Regions from separate parts of the Homo sapiens genome. Here region 1 is linked to region 2. A link is an interaction called in ENCODE POLR2A ChIA-PET data of the cell type or tissue named here. Cell type or tissue: CD4-positive, alpha-beta T cell. All regions are shown on one strand. Each heading gives the region's core, and the rest is flanking DNA. Links, peaks and the distances in the headings are about the cores only. Region 1 has its middle 30 kb from the start of BUD13. Region 2 overlaps SIK3 (SIK family kinase 3).

Evidence for each region. ChIA-PET counts read pairs that join two places held together with the same protein. Peaks named below come from ENCODE experiments on the same cell type or tissue, not always from the same donor. Only the 100,000 strongest peaks of a DNase experiment are listed, where the experiment ranks them.
Region 1: POLR2A ChIA-PET joins it to region 2 with 5 read pairs; 2 of 35 experiments call an interaction of 5 or more read pairs at or near these places.

What each region holds. Positions count from the first base shown.
Region 1 is chr11:116,740,426-116,744,817 of GRCh38, reverse strand. No RefSeq gene overlaps it. Among named protein-coding and RNA genes, the nearest start is that of BUD13, 30 kb to the left of the region's middle. RefSeq lists a silencer at 1,752-1,851. In CD4-positive, alpha-beta T cell, for the core only: no CTCF peak of the experiment used is centred there; a DNase peak (open chromatin) is centred at 1,827.
Region 2 is chr11:116,884,871-116,889,262 of GRCh38, reverse strand. All of the region lies in intron 6 of SIK3 (SIK family kinase 3), which reads left to right. Among named protein-coding and RNA genes, the nearest start is that of APOA1, 49 kb to the right of the region's middle. In CD4-positive, alpha-beta T cell, for the core only: no CTCF peak of the experiment used is centred there; no DNase peak of the experiment used is centred there.

The DNA of each region.
Region 1 (4,392 bases), core at 248-4,247, 140 kb after region 2:
TCGGAGAAATTTGCATAAATCCTTGAGGAGTAGATACAAGGATGTTTTTCTATGTATAGTTTGGGTGGCAAGAATTTGGAAAAAACTTAGATGTCCATCACTAAGGAAATTGATAAGTAAAATGTGGTATATGCATATAATGGAGTTTTTTTTTTAAGTCAAATGCAAGCTGTTAGGAATTTCGTGAAATGGTAGACTTCAAGTGAAAAAATAAGGAACAGTGAAATTTAAAGCAAAAATCAGCTATATAAACACATGAAGTGATATTATTTTATAAGGAGGATATACACCTTAATCAGTAGAATAGGTTTGTGGGAGGGAACAGAATGAGACTAGAATGGAGAATGAAGCGGGGAAAGGGAAGCAAAGAGGGCTTTGCATGGATGAAAGTGATCGTGTATCATGAACTCAGGCCTGTGATAACTCAGTTCTGTGCACCTGAAGCCCTAAGTGCAGCTCCAGAAGCAAGGTCTGGTTTCATGGAATTGACATTTAGTACCCATATTAGTTAGGGTAGACTAAACTGCTAAAGCAGACTCCAAATAGACATGTGTTTCCCCCCTGCTCACTCGTGTAACATGCAGGTCGTTTCAGGTTGAGAAAGTAGGAGTGAGATACTCTATGAAGTTGTTTAGGGATCAGGCTGATGCCAGCTTCACTATGGCTTCCAAGGTTGTGTTGGGCATTACCATTTTAGTGAGTTGAGCAGAACGTGAAGGATTGCTTGGCAGATGTTACCGGCTAGCTCTAGAAGCGGCACACACTTCTACTCATATTCTGTTGGTAAGAACCTAGTCACAAGGCTCCCTCTTAATGCAAAGGAGCCCGAGGCATATAATATGCATCAGGAAGAAGGGATAAATGGATGTTGTTGGACACATAACATATTATCTTTGCCACATTATATACTTCTCAGACTTGTAAAGAAAGGCTGTCCATCCCCCAGCCATTTGAGACATACATAGATTTTTAAATAGTTTTGAGACCTGAAAATCCCGAAGGGAGTATCAGTTGGGGTCACTACCAAGTTAGGGATGTCTCTTCCCTAACTCTGGCCAGTGATTGTCAGAGAAGGGCTTAGGTAGGGAGATAAAATGTAAACTGGAATTGTGTCGAGAATCAGCATTTATGAGATGGAAGTACTTTATTTATTTTTACAGCTCAGATCTTGCTGTGTTGCCCAGGCTGGAGTGCTATGGCATGCTTGAAACTTGTGGGCTGTGATCCTACTGTCTCGCCTTCCCAAGGTGGCAGAGGAGGCATTCAACTCCTAGCTCATTGTCACACCCCTTCTGCACAGCTAGGTTTTGTTTCTGTATGGGTTCGGGTTTTAACTTCATTTTTGTGGGACCCTCACGCTGTTTCTTAGGAACACCTCACTCTTAAGAGGCTCAGAGGCTTTAGAAATCTGAAATCACTTTTTTTCCCTTAACAAAGGAATGTATTATTTATTTATTTATTCATTTTTTATTTTTTTGAGACCGAGTCTCGCTCTGTCGCTTAGGCTGGAGTGCAGTGGCACGATCTCGGCTCACTGCGACCTCCACCTCCTGGGTTCAAGCAATTCTGCCTCAGTCTTCCGAGTAGCTGAGATTACAGGCATGCGCAGGAATGTATTATTTATTTTTAAGCAGAGATTAAGGTGTAGGGAAAGCAGTTAGATTCTGTTTCAGGTGAGCTCTATGTTTATTTAGTAGGCATTAGTGAACATTTAAAAACTCCACCCCCTCCAATTTCTCTGCCTGTAAGTGTGAGAACACAGCACATCTTGTAGGGCAGAGATCGCAAGCCTGTCCAGTCCCTAGCTGACTGTCATTTCCTAGGCTGTCTACTAGAGGGCAGTGTGATATGCCTTTTCTAGACTGGCGAAAGCGGAGCCCTGGGTCTATACACACTTAATAATAGTAGGCCTTAGATCTAGAACATAATCCTGTTTCCAATATGGAAAAGATTTTCAAGAGAGAGACCTAGTATTTAGGTTTTGACCAGAATCTCCCTTACTTGGGCTTTGGAAACCTTTCTCTACGTGGAAGATTTTTTTTTTCCTTTTAATCAAATCTCCTTTCTTGCGCCTCCTCCACTTTCAAGTTTAGACTTAAGAAGCCATGAGCAATGTGAAAAACCTCTGAATTGTACATTTTAAAAGGGTGAACTTTATGGTATGATAATTATATCTGAATTTAAAAATATTAAAACAGGCCGGGAATGGTAGTGCATTCCTGTAATTCCAGCTACTCAAGAGGTCAAGTGGGAGGATCACTTAAGCACAGGAGTTCAGGACCAGCCTGGACAATGAGACCCCATCTCAATGAAATAAATAAAATTTAAAAAATGTAAAAACAACAAAAAAGAAGAATCACTGAGCAGACACTCTGGCTCAGATAGAATATAATAGTAGTAATAGACGTAGTAATAGACTGGAATGACTCAGTCTCTCCTTTATCTCTCCTGAATGATTCAAACTTGATGGTGTTGATCTTGGCCTTATACAGCTTCACCCTTTCAGAAAACAAGGGCACGTGGGCGATCTTGGTGGTAGGTTGATACTCAGGCAGTACCTGTGAACCCACCCCCTTGGGAGGGGACAGAGAGCAGTCTGCTGAAAAAGGAGTCAGTCTTTCCCTCCGCATATCACATCCAGCGCCCTCTGTCAGCTAAGGAATTACAAAGTGTGTGACTTTATCCTGTCACACGTAAAAATGCAATCTCTAGTGCTTAGTAAACAGGGCCTGTTTTCTTTATTTTCCTTTTAGTAGGAGAGGAAGCAATTGTGCAGAGAGGTTAACTTGCTCAAAATCGCTCTGAGTTGGGAAAGAGTCAGAATTTAAACAACAGATTCCTCTCCCTGCAGTTGTCACCCCCACCTATCTTCACTCCAGTAGCAAGGTAAGAGGTGAGGGGGCAGTCCAAGGGACTGTTTCCTGTCCAGAGCAGTTCTTACCAGGGGTTCTCATAGCCTCTGCAAGGAGGTCCTAGTGTACTTGAAGCTGAGTTCCCCAGTCCTGGAAGAACTGCTTGCTGGTAGTTTCAGTTTGGAACTCGGCTTTGAAGATCCTAACCAAGTGTGTTAGAGGGGCACGTGCCCTTGACTCGTGTGTGTGTGTGTGTGTGTGTGTGTGTGTGTGTGTTTTGAGACAGTTTCATTCTGTCACCCAGGCTGGAGTACAGTGGCGCGATCTCAGCTCACTGTAACCTCTGCCTCCTGGGTTCAGGCAATTCTTCTGCCTCAGCCTCCCCAGTAGCTGGGATTACAGATGTGCGCCACCACACCCAGCTGATTTTTGTATTTTCAGTAGAGACCGGGTTTCACCATGTTGGTCAGGCTGGTCTCAAACTCCTGATCTCAGGTGATCCGCCCACCTTGCCTCCCAAAGTGTTGGGATTATAGGCGTGAGCCACTGCGCCTGGCCCCTTGTCTCTTTTTGCCAGGGGCTTGGGAGGTGGTAGACAAGACCTCTGGGAAGAGAGGAATGCCTGTCTGGGAAAAAAATTATTGTTTTAATTGCTCTCTTTCATTAAGTACTTACTGTGTGTCAAACGTGTATGTTCAGTGCGTACTTACATTACCTCTGTTGTCAGGGAGAGATCAGTCTGTGAATGGTTGTAGATTAGGGAGAGCCACATTTCTGGGTCTCCCAAGAAAAGGGGGGTTGGGATATCCCAGCAGGATAAACTCTTCCTTGTTTTCCCCCATACATCCTGAAGTTATAGGACCTTCATGCTGATTACTTGTTGACAGAGAGCTTGGGCACTTTACCCTGGTCACTGTGTCCCCATCAAATTTGACAGTGCTGTTGCCAGCCAGGATGGCCGTCTCCTGCTTTGGCCAGCTCAGCTCTTCATGCAGATTAAGTAGTGGGCTGCCAGCCGGGGGCAGTTTCCTTCTGCACATGCTGGATATGTTTGCTGCCCGGGGTAAAAATAATGCTGCAGGATGGAGCCATGCCAAGGGGCTTCAGGTGGTATTTAACATCTCCTGGGGCTATTTCCTCCTGGGCTTCCAACTGCTGAAAAGCAGCTCCCTTCTGCTGCTCCCCCCAGTGGGAAGTTCAGTTTGTGGGGGGTTGAGGGGGGGCGAGGGGGGGTCCTTCTGACCTTCCCTTCATTAATTGGGCTTAGTAGGGGAAGTCAGTGGTGGTCAGTCTCCTAGAGTGAGAGGTCATCAAAAAGTAGTCCATGTTACCTCCTATCAAGTTACTTAACTTCTCTGAGCCACAGTTTCCTTATTTATTTATTTTTTGTTTTTTTTTTTGATACAGAGTCTCGCTCTTGTCCCTCAGGCTGGAGTGCAGTGGCGCAATCTCAGCTCACTGCAACCTCCGCCTCCCGGGTTCAAGTGATTCTCCTGCCTCAGCCTCCTGAGTAGCTGGGATTACAGGCTCCTGCCACCAT
Region 2 (4,392 bases), core at 107-4,106:
TAATCTAATTTGAGCTACATAACTATATTTTAGAATAGGTAATAGCACATATTTTATCATCTTGCTGATGAAGTTTTGGAAGCTGAAGTTTAGAGAAATGAGTTAACTTGCCAAAGCCACACAGGTAATAAGTAACTAGGTCAGTATTCAAATTTAGTGTTTGTTTTACTACACCATACTGTTGCAAAAAGAGCAAGATAAACCACTTCCTTTACTTTTCCAATGTCCACAGTGTTTCCTGTGAGCAACTTGGATCTTTTCTATCCTCCACCCCCATCACCTCACACCATGGCAAGAGATTCTTACTGAACCCTTCCCGGAGCCGGCTTCAGATAGGGGGTCCTAGAAAACAGCTAAGCATGCTGTCAGCCACACTGTCTATTAGTGCTTAGAAATAAACTAACAGTCTAACTGCTTAGAACTATTATTTGTAATATGATGTTAGTTAACCTGAAAGCTTCAAGACTCAGAGAAAGCCAACAGGATTATCCTAAACGTAGTCGCTCTTTAATCCCAGTTAAATAATTCCCTAAGTAGCAATACAAGTTTTTGTATGATTAGTACAGAGAATGAGAAACAACCAGGGTAGGAAGTCAGTAGATACTTGCTATATTACCAATATGATCTCTCTGGCCCTTGGTAATATACATGTGCTTGGCATTGCTGAATGTCATAGGCCTAAATCCCAAGGCCCATTAGAGAATACTTCAAAAGGATAAGGCATAGCAGAAAATGAATTCATCGGTTATTTAGGCTTTTCTTAGCTTAGACAACCTTCAAGTACCAGAAAGTGTCAGGTGAAGGAAGTTTAGAGTCTGTCCCAGAGTCCTTTTTCTGCTTACGCCTCGTGTTTCTGGGCACAGTTGTATCTCAGTAGACCTGGAGCATAGTCTTCTGATGGAGGCGAGTGCTGGCTGCTTTTCAGCCTGTGAGGCCAGCTGCTATTGCTGTATTACGGGAGATAGCGTGATTGAGAGAATTCCTTATGCACAAGATCCTTCCTTTTCTCAGCTGTTGTCATAGGCTTGAGCTGAGTTTATCTGTTTTTCTTCCTGAAGGGTCTAGAAACTCCAGCAGAGCTGGTATAGTGTTCTAAATGATCACTTGGAAGACCAGAGGGCAAAGCCTCTACCATGTAGCTGCTTCTAGCCAAGTTGAATTCCAGAGTAGCTACATACAGCTGTGTGGGAGGCCATGCTCTGCAAATGGATATAGTTAGCTCAAGAATTCTAAGCTGCTCTCTATTGTCAGTAATGTGTGGAATGAAGTATCCTCACAATTCATGTATATTTCTATGCCTGGTGTTGTTTGTTTGACACAAGTTTCCTTTCATAGGCATCCTGAGATGTACTAAAGACATATATTTTCAAGTTGGAATGACAGTGGCATACATTTAAAAGAGGATTTATTTGAGGCTAGGTTGATTGTATACCACCTAGTTTTTATAATTATGTATGTGTCTTCCTCCTCTCCCCACTAGAATGTAAGCCTCTTGATTATCAGAGCTGTGTTTTACACTCAATACCTTCCATAAAACCTGACAGCCCCTGGTAAGACATAAGCATTCAGTAAGTGTTTTTGAATGAAAAACTGAGTCATCACTACTTAACTATGGAATCTTATATCAGACTCTTGTTTTTTTTTTTTTTTGGGAGACAGATTTTGCCGCCCAGGCTGGAGTGCAGTGGTGCGACCTCAGCTCACGGCAACTTCCGCCTCCTGGGTTCAAGTGATTCTCTTGCCTCAGCCTCCTGGGTGGCTGGGACTACAGGTGCGTGCCACCACACCCAGCTAATTTTTGTATTTTTAGTGGAGACGGGGTCTCGTCATGTTGGCCAGGCTGGTCTTGAACTCCTGGCCTCAAGTGATCTGCCCGCCTCGGCTTCCCAAAGTGCTGGGATTACAGACGTGAGCCACCGTGCCCTGCCAGACTCTTGTATTATATTATTAACATGATCTAAATTATTTATTCATCAAACCACTTGGTTTTATATACTTTTTTTTTTTTTTTTTTTTTAGTGTAGAGACAAGATTTTCATCATGTTGCCCAGGCTGGTCTTGAACTCCTAGGTTCAAGCAATCCGCCTGGCTCTGCCTCCCAAAATGCTGGGATCATAGGCGTGAGCCATCACGCCCAGCCATGGTTTTATGTAGTTTTGTTATATGAGTTATTGTGAAGGTGACCAAGTCAAATGACTTTTAGGTGTAAAAGGGTGTTTTGATCTACTGTAGAGTTTGCTTCCTATTCCTTAAGTAAAATAAGTTTGATCCAGGCCAGTGTTTTTGGATTAAACTTCTCAGAGCATCCCAAAGAGCAGTTTGATAAAACCCTGAGTCTAAATTATAGAAGGATTAAAAGTTGAAACTTGCTGTTTTCTTGAGCTGTTGTGGAAGGTGAAACCTGGCCTGGCTTCATGTGTTGGCAAATATTTCCTCTGATCTGCCCTTCCACCGATGGATGCAAATAACTTAAATTTTTTGAGCACCAGATTCATTCAATATATTTTTTTAACAACATACTTAAAGCCTAGTTTACCCTATTCCCCTGTTGTACCACCTGCTAGCAGACATACTAAGATCGTTTATTTAACTGAAGGAAAATTAATTTACAGTGAAAAAACTGCAGCGTTAGTGAAGGCATAGAGATCTCTTGTGGACAATATTTTTGAGTCTTTATTGATTAGACTTCATTGTGACTTAATTAATTGTAATACTGCATGAGCATTTTATTACTGGGAACGCAAAACCCAGGCTTACATAATGCTTCTGATGGAGAATGTAACCTGCAGCTACTGCCAAAAAGCTTCTACTTAGAGGCAAACAACTCTGCCCTGATAGGCTTACTCATCAAGAACCACACAGCATCTTGCTTGGCTAAAAGCACTTTGTTTAGAACCAATGGGGCAAGGGATTAAATTGGCTCACCCACCAAGTCTCCATATACCGAGGGGCTCAGAGTCCTCAAAGCAGTTTTCTCATACCTTTTGAGACACACTGCACCGCCAGAGAGAAAAATCTATGTAGTGCTTTCATGTCAGTGAATGTAGAAATCACAGCTGATGTCAGAAAAGAGGTTAAGAACTACTTCAGAGTGAAACAGGCCAGCCGTGTTCATTCCCATGACCTAACATAACTAAAAACCAGTAGATAAATAGTGGTACTGCCCTATTTATTATTAGCCTTTTCAAACCAGCTGTCTCCTGGCTTATGGCAACCCTAAATAGAAAAATAAAAGAAGGACATTCCAAGTGGAAGGACTTCAGAGATATGGATAATAGTCAACATTTATTGACCACTTTCTATGTACCAGGCACTGTTGCATTACCTTATTTAATGTTCAGAACAACTGTCTGAGGTAAGCTGTTTTATGAGGTAAACTGTATGAGAGGTTATTTGATAAATAAGAAAACTGAGGCATGATAAGGTTAAGTAACATGCCCAAGATGCACATCTAGTAAGTGGCAAAGCTGAGATTTGAACCCAGGCAGTCTGGCTTCAGAGACCATCTAACCATATGTGTTTGTATTTTCATTCTCAATAAATACATAGTAAGTTAGTCCAAGAATCAAGAGAGTCATAGAATGGATATATTTGTCTGCATCGGGATTACTTACTGAAAAACGAGTAGCAGGAACTCTGTATTGGACCTGGAGGCAGAATTTTCTTAAACTGTAATGACTGATACTAGGAGTCAAAAGATACTAGAATGTAAACCACAAGATGGACAGCCTCCTGTAAAACAGTATAGCAAGCCAGGATCTTTTCAGGGTTGGGCTAGAGCTAAATCTTGGCATCCCTACCCTTTAGGCCAGGATTTCCTGATTTCTGAATTTTAATTCTGGCAGCATCATGCCCACCTAGAAAAACTGATCGAAAGTAAGGAAGTTCAAGAAATAGGTGTCATTTTTCTAATAAATGGATATACATGGGTCAAAACCTTTTCTTTGTGGTCTGTCTCGGGTTGATAAACTTGGTAAAACTGAAGAGAAAAGCCTCTCAGTGCATGTTTATTGATTCCTAAAGAAACTTTTCTTATGGGCTCCATCTCTTTGCGAAAGTGTTCCAGGCCATCTCCCTATGGCCTCTATGTTCAGTCACTGAAAGTGTCTCACAGAATTTAGAGATATAAAGAACTTTATTTCTATTCCAGGATATTCTGATTACAATAATTTGCAGAAACCACTAGGGTTGGAATTTATAGTTAAATGGATAATTCTCCACCTTCTTTTCTGATATCTTACTGTTGGAATATCATTTTTGAAATTTTACTGAAGTGTGGGACTTCCATTTTTCTTCCCCCGAGCAACTGAAAATAAATGTTTCAAAACATGACAGTTTTTTCTTAGTGCCATTGTGTCAAGAGAAGCTAATCTCAATGCTTATTTTTTATGA